3 separate regions of the Homo sapiens genome follow, and regions 2 and 3 are each linked to region 1. The links are chromatin contacts, found by Hi-C or POLR2A ChIA-PET in ENCODE. All regions are on one chromosome and are shown on one strand. The core of a region is the stretch at or near the end of the contact, and the rest is flanking DNA. Distances in the headings are between cores, read along the strand shown. Region 1 has its middle 80 kb from the start of KLF5. Region 2 has its middle 160 kb from the start of KLF5. Region 3 has its middle 190 kb from the start of KLF5.

Region 1 (4,330 bases), core at 616-3,115:
AGTCATAGCTGCATGTGTGTGGCTAAATGCACTCTTGAAGACTCTGAGACTCTGTGATCCTATTTGTAGTAGGAGTGGTTTCAGATTCCTAAACTCTGATTTCAAGAGCTGTTTCCTAATTCTTCCATCTACTCCACCTGCTTTCAGCACTTGATTGAATTTTGCATGTTGTTGACTCTTAAGACACTTAAATGTCCTGCACTCTATTGGAGCTAAAGACAATTGTACTCGAGAGGTATTTGCATTCTTTTTATATTCTTGCTTTCTGTTAGGACCACAACCCTCCCAATAATCTAAGGTCGTCTCATCAAACTCTGGCTACCCTTCAAGACTTTGTCTTAATAAAGTCACAATTTCAAAGGTCATTCTAACGATTTAAACTAGATAGGTTCTTCTGTGTTTCCTGGTCGTCTCTCTAAGCCTGGCTGGCTCTTTCTTATTTTTTAGGTCTCAGCTTGAATGTCTTATCCTCACAGAGCTCTTCTCTGATTGTCCTTTGATAAGGATGGGATCTTTTATTATTTCATATCATGGCACTTGTTAAACAATGTTCTTCACACTACATAAAGTAATTTGGGGATTATTTTGTCTACTTGTTAGTTATCTGTTTCTCCCACTAGAATGCAAGCTCCGTGAGAGCAAAGACTAGTCTTTTTAAAAATTAATAGTTTATTTTGAAATAACTTCAGGGTCATAAGAAATTGAAATGATAGGCTGGGCGCGGTGGCTCACGCCTGTAATCCCAGCACTTTGGGAGACTGAGGCAGGTGGATGAAGTGAGGTCAGGAGTTCAAGACCAGCCTAGCCGACATGGTGAAACCCCATCTGTACTAAAAATACAAAAAATTAGCCAGGCATGGTGGCCGGTACCTGTAATCCCAGCTACTCGGGAGGCTGAGGCAGAAGAATTGCTTGAACCCAGGAGGCAGAGGTTGCAGTGACCTGAGATTGTGCCATTGCACTTTGTCGCACATTGCCATGGGCGACAAAAGCAAAACTCTATCTCAAAAAAAAAAAAAAAAAGAAATTAAAATGATAATATAAATACCTCTATGTACCCTTTATCTAGTTTCTCAAAAGAATTACATTTTTATATAACTATTGTACATTATCAAAATTCAGAAACCGACATTGATATAATACCATTGTTTAGACTTATAGGACCTTTCTGATGTTTCACCAGTTTACATACACTTGTGTGTATGTGTGAGTGTGTGTGTGCACATATGTGTGGTTCTACGATCTTGTACCCCTTGTACAGGTTCATGTATCCACCGCAATTGGGACATAGAACTGTTCCATCTCTGCAAAGACACTCCTCTTGCTGCCTCTTCATAAGCACTAGTTTGTCTTGTTCACTTTTGTCCCCTCAGTGCCTTGCTTAGTGCCAGGTACATGATCGGCACCAAATAAATATTTGTTGAACGTACCAGTATGTAGCCAAATATTCCGGAATTTGTTTAATTTGTTTGGATAAAGGAGTATTAATCTGTTATTGAACTTTGGTTACTAAGAGGCTGTTTGAGGAGAAAAATGTCATCAAACCCCATCTCGTTATGACTAATTTGCAAAGAATACAAAAAATCCTCAGCTACCAAATCTCAGAGTTGTTGCAACACTAATGAATCCAAATCTTATAATCCAGCCTTTGCCAATGTGGAAAGGCTAAAAGTCTTGAAAGGAGAGCAAAATAGATACTATATATATGTGTGTGTGTATGTGCGTGTGTGTGTATGTGTGTATGTAAATATATATATATATGTTTTTTTCTCCAAATATTGAATGTGAAATATCATTTCAACATACTCTGGAATCCGAACTAGCAAACGAAGGCAGCCTGACCAAGAATGCTGTGCTCCTGTGCCGCCAGGCCTCCTTCCTCCTGGTTCCGATTACTAATACTGTCCCAAAGTAAACAGAAACTTGACCCTCCATTAACTTGCTGTAGACTGCCTACAATAACATTTCCCCTAATGGTACTAGGGGGAAATCGACGACTCCCGAAAGATATTTGCACATTGCTGGAGTTTCTTGACCTTAAGATATCTTTTTGGAAGCATTTAAAGAACTAAGGAAAGAAACTGCCCTTTAAGTAGACCTTGTGACAGAAGTAGGTGGGAAAATAATGACACTGCATACCAAACCTTACCTTTGCACAGGATAACTCCCTGACAAATGCTATGGCAAACATGCTGTAAGAATACCATCATATTCATTCACCTCTTTTGTGATAAGAAAGGCTATGGATTTGATATCTTGAAAACCTTTGTTTTGCAGGGTTTGCTTTAGCAGCTCGCCTCTTACTCACCATGTATAGAGACTGAATTACTTTGGAATCCGTTTTCATTTAGTGACTTGAGGTAGAGCATTCAGTGTATTTTGTGTTAGAAACCACAGGTGGGACCTGTTTCTGTAAATGATTTATTTCCAGGGATCTGTTCCTTTAATTGATTTCATATTTACTTAAGAAAGTTCTTTCTTTGCTTGCCTTGTCGTCCCCCACTGAGAGCTTTTGTAAAGTGCGTGGCTGTCATAAATAGGCTGCTTCCTTCCCAGCCCAGTCATTTCTCTGAGGTTTACCTGTCTTTCTTTTATTCTTTTTTTTTTTTTTTTTGAGACGGAATCTCGTTCTGTCGTCCAGGCTGGAGTGCAGTGGTGCGATCTCGGCTCATTGCAACCTCTGCCTCTTGGGTTCAAGTAATTCTCCTACCTCAGCCTCTTGAGTAGTTGGAATTACAGGTGTGCACCACCAAGCCTGGCTAATTTTTGTATTTTTAGTGGAAACGGGCTTCACCATGTTGTCCAGGCTGGTCTCAGACTCCTGATCGTGAGTGATACACCTGCCTTGGCCTCCCAAAGTGCTAGGATTTACAGGCGTGAGCCACAGCACCTGGCCTACACGTCTTTAAATGGAATCTGGGCACCATTTCATAAGGATTTTTCTTTATGTTCTATTTTTGGGTAATAACCTGTGGCTTGGGAAGGCTTTAACCCGTACTCAGTCAGCTTTGTAACCCCCCTCCCCATAGTAGTCATAACAATAACAACAATCATCATAATTACTAATATGGACTATTGGTATATTCTTGATCTTTTTTTTCTTTTTCTTTCTTTCTTTCTTTTTTTTTTTTTTTAAATGAGACTGTGTCTCACTATGATGCCCAGGCTGGTCTTGAACTCCTGGGCTCAATCGATCCTCCTGCCTTGGCCTCCCAAAGTGCTGGGATAATAGGCATGAGCCACTGTATGTGGCCTTTTTTTTTTTTTGGAGATGGAGTTTTGCTCTTGTTGCTCAGGTTGGAATGCAATGGCTCAATCTTGGCTCACTGCAACCTCTGCCTCCCAGGTTCAAGCTATTCTCCTGTCTCAGCCTCTCGAGTAGCTGGGATTACAGGCACATGCCACTACACTAGGCTAATTTTTGTATTTTTAGTAAAGACAGAGTTTCATCATATTGGTCACGCTGGTTTTGAACTCCTGACCTCAGGTGATCTGCCCGCTTTGGCCTCCCAATGTGCTGGGATTACAGGCATGAGCCACTGTGCCTGGCCTTTTTTTCTTTTTTAAAATAGAGATGGGGTCTTACTATGTTTGACAGGCTGGTCTTGAACTCCTGGCCTCAAGCAATCCTCCTGCCTTGGCCTCCCAAAATATTGGGAATACAGGCATGAGCCACTGTGCCCGGCAGTATTCTCTTATATGAATTTTAAGTAAAGGCATCTTTAGGGATTTTTGCAAGTTTTGTTGATTGTAAAATCCAATCTAAATAAAAACAGTGTGATTGCTGTGAAAACTCAGCTTTGGGACAAGCCATGTGCCTGACCTCCCAACCATATTGCCTGCTTTAAACCATTCTGAAATGGCTGCTGGATATAAAATCTGTGGCAGAAAGTCTTTTAGCTGGGAGGTCATAAACCCAGAGTGCCTCAGTCTCTCCCATCTTTAAGTAACAGGGATTCCAAGATCTTAAAGTGATTCGTGTGTGTTTAGTCTCAGTTCACACTCTGGCAGTAAGGCAGGGACAGAGCATTCTCTCTGAGTTGGAATTTTCAGCTCCATGGAGGAGTCCAGTCCCAGGGACGAGAGTCTGGAGGGGGGAAGTCCCCATCCTGCACCTTGCCTCCCTTCCTCAACAGCAGCTGGAAGCTGTTCAGTCCTTTCACAACACCTTTTCTCTTCCTATAAATAGAAAAATGCTTCTTTTCTGTGAAACAATATTTAAGAAGCACCTGGGTTGTCTTAAGCTTATTTAAAAGGAAGAGTGGGTTTTGTAAGGAGAGGAAAACCAAAGCCGAAGGTCACCAGGCCAAAAGACAGCTAAGGAAGAAAA
Region 2 (4,379 bases), core at 1,834-4,333, 77 kb after region 1:
AATTTGGATTTACCTGAGATTTAAACCTGATTGACAAAGCTCTTGAGGAGTTCTCGCAGGCTTCAGAAACAAGAGTTAATTGGGCAAGATAATGCAGTCAATTTTGTTAATTCTTCAAGTATTACAGTTTCTTTTCTTTTTCTGTCATTTTGGGGGGTAATTATAAAAGCAATAAAAATCAGATTTACAGACTAGAGTCTTTCTAAGTGATTTAAATACTATTAAGAGATGACTGGGCACAGCAAAATAAAACCAGGAAGAATTAGAGCCTCAATAGGCGATTGAAAATGTGTAAATTTGCTTAGCGATTTCTCATAAAAAAGTTCACAAGTTAAGTTTTACAAAGTTTTTAGTATGTATGTATTACTCCTGATCATGACATGGAATCGTGTGACAAATCAATTGACACTGTGGAATTTTGTCCACATGATAAAATGGAAAGCTGATATATCATTTTTGTTGATAAAGAAAGCCTTATTTGTATGTATTAATAGGCGATATTAGAAGAGGAAGGAAAGAATTCAATTTGAAAAGAAAAACTATATTACTTATTTGGTAGTAGCTGTCAAAACTCAAAACCTTGGCCCAGCACAGTGGCTCACACCTGTAATCCCAGCACTTTGGGAGGCCGAGGCGGGTGGATCATGAGGTCAAGAGATCGAGACCATCCTAGCTAACATGGTGAAAACCTGTCTCTACTAAAAATACAAAAGATTAGCTGGGTGTGGTGGCGGGTGTCTGTATTCCCAGCTACTTGGGAGGGTGAGGCAAGAGAATTGCTTGAACGGGGGAGGCAGAAGTTGCAGTTAGTTGAGATCGCACCACTGCATTCCAGCCTGGGGCGACAGAGCGAGACTCCATCTCAAAAAAAAAAAAAAAAAAAAAAAAGATTCAAAACCTGTGTCCCTATTGACCCTACAGAATGGAACAAATGCACAAAGTTGTAAGAACAAAGCTGTCTGTTTCTATGTGGCTTATAGTAGCAAAAATTACAAACACCCCAATTGTCCATAAGCTGGGAATTAATAAAATACATGATTTGTGTCCATACAATTAAATAGTTAGGTACATCTATAGCATAGATATAAAAATGCATACCATATGTTTTTCACAAATTCATTCAAAAGATTATATTGGATGTCAATTACATACTAGGTCAAGATGCTAGGAATAAAAGATACTAGGAAATAGGACATGTGTGTGGAGAGGGGAAAGAGAAAATAAACAAGTAAGATAATTCCAGATAGCCATGCTATCAAGAAATCCTACCAGGTAATAGGGTAAAGGAGAGTGATTTAGTCAAGGAAGGCCTGGACATGACATGTGAACTGGCCTGAATGATGAGGAGCCCTGGGACCCAGGAACTCATGTTCTAGGCAAACAGAAGAACACGTGCACTGGCTCTCAAGTGGAATGAGTTAGTTTACTGTGCTCAAGAGCAGAGAGGACCCATGCGGCAGGCACCACCTGAAATTGGAGAGGTGCTCCGGAGGTAGATCATGGAAGACATTTAGGCCATGGTGAGGAGCTTAGATTAATTCTACCTGCAATAAGAAAGAAGTTGTTGGAGGGTTCCAAGCAAGGCAGTAATATGATCTGACAAATAGCATCAAAAGATCAGCTGGCAGTGCATGCCTTAAGGGGAAGAATGGAGACAGGGAGGGGCATCATGTCAGAACTGTAAGAGTCAAAGATGACTATGTAAGAGTCGATGTGGCTGGGCGCGGTGGTTCACGCCTGTAATCCCAGCACTTTGGGAGGCTGAGGAGGGCAGATTACGAGATCAAGAGTTCGAGACCAGCCTGACCAACATAGTGAAATCCCGTCTCTACTAAAAATACAAAAATTAGCTGGGTGTAGTGGCACACGCCTGTAATCCCAGCTACTCGGGAGGCTGGGGAAGGAGAATCACTTGAACCTGGGAGGCGGACGTTGCAGTGAGCCAAGATCATACCACTGCATTTCAGCCTAGGTGACAGGGCGAGACTCTGTCTCAAAAAAAAAAAAAAAAAAAGAGTCGATGTAAGAGATGATGTAATTACAAGTCAGAACTGTGAGAATCAAAATGATGATGATATGGGCCATAATTTGGGCTGTGGTGATGGCAAAAAGTGGATTCATTTGAATTTTCTTTCAGGGCATGACATTATTTAGACCTAAAGCTTCAAATCTTTTGATTTGGAACCAGATCTGGGTTCTTACATAGACTCTCTGAAGTCTCATTTTTCTCCTCCGAATATGGGAATGAATAGTGTCTGCTGTATTTTTCAGGGGGCTATTGTTCAGATTAAATAAGACAAACCCACTGAAGGCATTTGGAAACTATGAAAATGCTATGTAAATATGAGGTATTACCATTATGAATTCAGAGATTCCACATAGAAAGCATGACCAGAATTGGGGTTAGGGCTACTTCCATCCCCAGTGTCATAGCATTGACTACTTCAGTGAAATCTCTTGGCTCTCAGTTTCACTAATGTAAAGTAGACAAAATGCATCTTCTCGTCTTAGTCAATGCAAAACAGTGAAGTGAAATTGGGAGAGGACGAACTAATTAGTAATTACAAAATAATTAACAAATAAGCTGCTGAATAAGTGATAAAGAGAACAAAATATTTTCCAATGTATCTCTGGCATACTAGAGTGATTTCATTAAGCCAAGATTTTCCTAAGATCTCAGCTCTTCCCGCTTTTCATTTAATGTCTTTGGGGGCTACTTTCTCTGTCAGGTACTAGGGGAAAGATCAGGAAGTTCCAGAAGCCCAGGTTGTTAGTAATCGCTGTTTCTTTCTTTCCTTTTTCTTTTCTTTTTTTTCTTTTTTTGAGATAGGGTCTTGCTCTGTTGCGTAGGCTGGACTGCAGTGGCACAATCACAGCTCACTGCAGCCTCGAACTCCTGGGCTCAAGCAGTTCTCCTGCTTCAGCCTCCTGAGTAGCTAGGACCACAGGTGTATGCCACTATGCCTGGTTAATTTTTTATCTTTTGTAGAGATGAGGTCTTACTATGCTGCCCAGGCTAGTATTGACTCAAGCAGTCCTCCTCCCTTGGCGTCCTACAGTGCTGGGATTACAGACATGAGCCACTGCGCCCGGCCCAGTAACCTGCAAGTTTCTTAATTGAGAAACGGGAAATGGCTAGAACCTACAAGGAATGTAACTCATTCCCTTCATACTTGAGGAACCACAGCTTCAGGGAAGGAATGAGAGCACTGGTCTTCGGCATAATTGTGATCACAAACATATGACATGAAATGTGAGCATTGGCAAAGACATCCCGTCAATTCACTTAATTTATTTTTTGATTGCCTTCAAGAAGTAGATATTGAAGGACATTCAGATCATGTTTTACAACCAGTATAGGAAAAGATTGGAAGTATTTTAAAACACTCCCCTTTCCTTTTTTTTTTTTTTTTTTTTTTTGGACTTGGGGCATAAGGAAGAAGGTACTTTTTATTTGAACGGCCAGGTGGTGAGAAGGGGAAGGAAGAGCTGTTTGATCAATAATGATTTATTAATCCAGAGGCCACATACTATAGTCATTTCTTCGGTAAAAGTCTAATTGACGTCAATGACTTTGAACATTCTTACTGATTGCCTTTGCGTTCAGTCTTATCTCAGTTTCATCATACCACTAACCACCTCCTTTTACCTTCAAACAATGGCCTCACCAAGCCACTTCTGAGCATGCCCCAGGCTTACTTTCCTAGGGAAAAATTGAGGATTACCTCACTTTCCTGAAAACGTGTCCAACAGAAACAGAGCACTTCTTTCTATGAAAAGCAGACAGCAATATTAACATTTGCCAATTTAGTTGGTGATTTGCTCAATTCAAGGACCACAGAATGTTTGTAGTAGGGCTAAATGTGTAGCCGGGTAGTTTTTGGGAGGCTGTTTTTGTCTTGTATATATTTTTAGCAAGTGAGAAATAGTGATCTCTCATATAAAACAGATGTGTGGTTTGCACAAAATTAAAATGATTTGTCCTTTGCTAGGCAAAATAGAAGTAGTGAGTGATGCAATATTTCAACTAAAAGATATATTATAGAACATTAACATATCAAGTTAGAAGAATGTTCTTTGCAAGCAAAAACATTGATTCATTAAAAAAACTTTTCAAAATAGAATTGTTCATAACTTATTATTGCTGTTCCCATAAAAATATTTTCTGTTTAAATTCATAACAAACATTCTTAGGAGGCGAAATGTCTTTTCTATGTCCCATTTAACAATGTAATTACTTTGTTTTCAAAACCTCATTTTATTCTAGCTGGAAGATATACGATCTTGTTATACAAAACAACCACTTCATCTCTACAGAATCTTATTATTGGAATATATGATTGTAAGTTTCTATAGAGGGTGGGAAGTATAACCTTTGT
Region 3 (3,896 bases), core at 521-3,020, 110 kb after region 1:
GTGAGCCTGTAGTTCCAGCTACTGGGGAGGCTGAGGCAGGAGAATCGCTTGAACCTGGGAGGCAGAGGTTGCAGTGAGCCAAGATCATGCTACTGCACTCCAACCTGGGTGACAGAATGAGACTCAGTCTCAAAAAAAAAAAAATTGTCTAGGAGAGGGAGGGGAAAGGAGAAAGATAATCATGGCTTTCTGAGTCTTGAAGGATACACACAAGTGGATCAAAGGGGAATGACCACTTTAGGCAGAGGGAAGAGCCCAGAGACATCAGCCTTCATGAGTGTTCAGGGAGTGGCAAGTGACATGTGAGGATGGAGCATCAGGCGAGGAAGGCTTGTGGCCCAGGGTGAGGCCAATCAAGGTCTGGAAGCCTCACAACCCAAGACTCTGGTGCCCCAGCAAGAAGTGAACTTCATCCTGGTGGTTCTGGGGAGGCACTGAAAAGTTGGAGACAGGGAGAGTTAGAATGTGATTCCCATGTCAGGAAGATGACTCTAAAGGCCAAGTGGAGTTTGAACGGCAGGCTGCCGTGTTCCAGGTCAGAGATGATGACTGCAGTGGCAGTGGGCATGGCAAGAAGAGGAAAGATGGGAGATGTTTAGACTGTAAAATTAAGAGAGCTTGTTAAGTGATTGAATGTGGAGGCTTAAGGAGAGGAATGGCCAGGGATGATTTTTATGTTTCTGACTTGTGTGACTAACATTAAACAAAATAAGGAATATAGGGGAATCATCTTTGAAGGAAAGATGAGTTTGAGATGCCTGAAAATTGAAAATGATATGCCCATTAATGCAATAATACTGGCTAACATTTATTGAAAGCTCAGTATACACCAAATATTGTCATAAATTGTATATTTTGATCAATTTAATTCCCACAGCCACCCTAACAGCTATTGTTAGTTTATTTCATCAAATCTAAGGTACCATCCATTGTAAGACACATCTTGATTCAAAGATGTTAAAACGTCCCTCTTAGAATTAATACAATATCGTATTATTCCTATTTTATAGATTTAGAAACTGAGGCAGAGAGATTAAGTAATTTATCCAAAGTCACATAGTAAATGGAGGAGCTGGGCTTCATAAGCAGTCAATGGAGGAGCTGGGCTTCATAAGCAGTCAATGGAGGAGCTGGGCTTCATAAGTAGTCTGCCTTTCAAAATTTTTCATTTAATCACTGTACTACATCTCTTGTTGGTACATATGAGTCTGAGGAAAGTGATCTGGGATGGAGATAGAGATCTGAGAGTCATCAATCAAAAATTCTCCATTAAATGGCAGAGGTGGAGATAGCGTTTATAGTACATAACGAATAAAGTTGCGATAAGGTCCTTTAAATTAAAACTGAAATAACATTGATAATTACAACCAAATGCCCCTTTTGATACATTAAAACACCTCAAAAAATCAGAGTACACATATTTCAGGCATTTTTTAAATAAGAGAAACTAAAGATACAACATAACGAAGTTGATCAGAATTTCCCAATAAAAATTATAAGTTTTCAGAGAGGAGGCTGTGGCGCAGTTGATTTTTTTAACCATCAGCTTCTGAGTTTCCTAAGCACATGGCCATTTCCTCACTTGTTTTGTGAAATGACAGCCGAGAGGTGGAGTGGAATGGAAATCTAGAAATCATTGCCATGCAAATATGCAGAAGCAAAGCTGTATGTTTGCATGTAAAGCTCATGGTATCTGCAGTCCTGGGAAGAATTAAATTCCTTACCTGTGGGCAGGTGTGTATTTGGCCACATGCCTTTACTTATTAGGCAAGACAATGTCCCTCAGTGCAGTGAGTCACTGCTTTTGGAAGCAAGCCTTCTGCCTCAAGAGTAACAACTTTGTTTTTCAGGCACAGTTTGTTTCCCCCACCTCGTCCCCCACTCCTCTCTCTCCTCCTTTTCCTACTGATTATCAGATCCTAGTGGAGGAAGAAGAAGGGAAGAACTTACGGGTTTTAAAGACAGAAACCCAGTTTACAGAGTTGCAAAGGAAATAGGAAAGCAACATTTGGAGCCCAGTTCTGAGTTTGCTTTAAGCTTTAATCAGGCAAGAAGAATAAGCTGGGAACAGCTCCAAGGAGGTAGGTTGCAGAAAAGCAGTGTCTCCATGGCCTTCTCAGCAAGCTCAGGTGCAAAAGATAAGTGTACATCGTCTTTGAAAGGAGAAGAGTCTTTGAAAGTAGAATAGTCAGGGAAAGAGGGCTGCTTCGGTAGCCAGCCTTCCAGATGGGGTCAGTATGAACAGCCTCACGAGCAGCTGCAGTTTAACCCAAACAATCACACATGTTTGTAAGTGCCTTTGGTCCAACTTGCTGATAGTGTAATGACAATAAACAGAGCAAATGAAGTAGCCACTCCAGCAAGGAATGAGTTTTCGAAAGAAGAAGCCCATGTTTTTGAGAAGAATGTTTCTAAACTTCATTTAATTTGCTGCATTTGGGCCCCTGAAAAAAAATTGATGATAGCTCACATTTTAATTTGCTGTGGTTATTTAATCTCACTCTAGTTAAATCATCTTCACCAACTGTTTTTTTTAAAAGCTTAAAAAGATTGCCTGTTTGTTTACATAAGGGTATTTGGGTAGGAAAGAATTCCATTTCTATTTCTTTAGCTATCATGGGCATAATACAACTGTCTCTATATTTTACTTTCTCATTTATTTTCTACCATGACCTCTTCTATTACCCCAATGATGCATATTAAATAATCAGATTAGCTAGGTGATAAACTGCCTTATGTAAATTTTTTGAAAAGGTGGTGGCTTATAAATACATTCCAAGATAAATAAAAATAGTTAAAGTACCAAAGCCATCTTTGAGAAGATGAAAACAATTTTTTTTCGCTAGAGTGGAGTTTGGCAGAGAGAAGGCCTGAGGCATAGAGGGAAAACAATCATTTTCTGAAAGGTAGAAGTAGGTGATGGACTGAGAGGTGAGTGTCCCGGAGCAGGGAGCTCAGGCAGGGCATGGGGCAAAAACTTCTTAGAGAATGTATCAGAAGTTATAATCTGCAGCTGCTAATAGGGACTGTGAAATAGTGTCTTCCACAAGATGAGGGTTTACGTTGATCTCATTTAAGTCCAGATGTAGGCAAGCTGGTCTGTTATATGGCGGCTCCCTGATGTCATCAGGAATCAGGCTCTCTGCTCTCATCCTCAGGCTCACAAAATGGTTGTTGCAGCTCCGGCAATCACAACCATGACTCAAGAAGAAAAAAGAGGAAGAGCGGCATGAGCGAAGAGGATCTGCTGATTAAGGCAGTCTCCTTTATAGAGTGTCCCCTGACGTGCCACCACATCACATGCCTGTCTGGGAAAGGGCTAAGAAAGGTAGTTTTCTGGACTGGGCACCTGCCTTCCTTTCCCAGTGGTTCTGCTAGTAAGGAAATAAGGGTAATGCTAATCAGATAAGATTTAGAAGTCTTTATCATAATGCAGTAGGAAGGAAAGCAGTAGATTAACAGTACTGAAGGCAAACCTTGCTTATTTTATTTTAGCAAGGATCAAAATTTTCAGAAGCCAAAATGTAAATGTTGCCTTTTTGTTAAGATAATTTAGCTCTGGACACTACTAATCAATACTACAACATGACACTGCTTCGAGGGCTGGCTGGGTTATCAAGGCAACAATTAGAGAAAATTCAGATTACTGAAGAATTAAATGTTGATACTCACTGATCTCATAATTCTATAGAGCTATACTTCTAGCAAGAAGGTTACTATCATTATTACTATTTTGGATGGTGTTTGAGAGTCAGGAGATGAATGTGGAGCTGCCTCATTTTCTTTAAAGCAATTTTTCAGAGGTCACTTAAATAGCTAAATCCGCCTCCCTATATCCCACTATGATAGGGACAAAAGGCTCCAGGGGCCCCAGCATTTGAGAACTTGTAGTCACT

What was found. A loop is a pair of places that touch in the nucleus more often than their neighbours do. ChIA-PET counts read pairs that join two places held with the same protein, here RNA polymerase II (POLR2A). Pooled maps may share reads with other maps.
Region 2: a map of PC-9 shows a loop between it and region 1 (8-fold over the local background). The contact joins two enhancer-like sites. A Hi-C loop is called at or near these places in 5 of 168 maps with a recorded cell type or tissue (Caco-2, Calu3, DLD1 and 2 more) and 1 of 50 pooled maps. POLR2A ChIA-PET finds 5 or more read pairs at or near these places in 1 of 52 experiments (PC-9).
Region 3: a map of PC-9 shows a loop between it and region 1 (2.0-fold over the local background). The contact joins two enhancer-like sites. A Hi-C loop is called at or near these places in 2 of 168 maps with a recorded cell type or tissue (Caco-2 and PC-9) and 2 of 50 pooled maps. POLR2A ChIA-PET finds 5 or more read pairs at or near these places in 2 of 52 experiments (OCI-LY7 and PC-9).

The regions. Positions count from the first base shown.
Region 1 is chr13:73,136,911-73,141,240 of GRCh38, forward strand. No RefSeq gene overlaps it. Among named protein-coding and RNA genes, the nearest start is that of KLF5, 80 kb to the left of the region's middle. Within about 2 kb of position 1,866, at least 9 of the 41 ENCODE cell types and tissues checked have a DNase peak (open chromatin) inside an H3K27ac peak, as active enhancers do; they include PC-9, where a contact is called at or near this core.
Region 2 is chr13:73,212,893-73,217,271 of GRCh38, forward strand. No RefSeq gene overlaps it. Among named protein-coding and RNA genes, the nearest start is that of KLF5, 160 kb to the left of the region's middle. Within about 2 kb of position 3,084, at least 3 of the 41 ENCODE cell types and tissues checked have a DNase peak (open chromatin) inside an H3K27ac peak, as active enhancers do.
Region 3 is chr13:73,247,126-73,251,021 of GRCh38, forward strand. No RefSeq gene overlaps it. Among named protein-coding and RNA genes, the nearest start is that of KLF5, 190 kb to the left of the region's middle. Within about 2 kb of position 1,771, at least 4 of the 41 ENCODE cell types and tissues checked have a DNase peak (open chromatin) inside an H3K27ac peak, as active enhancers do; they include PC-9, where a contact is called at or near this core.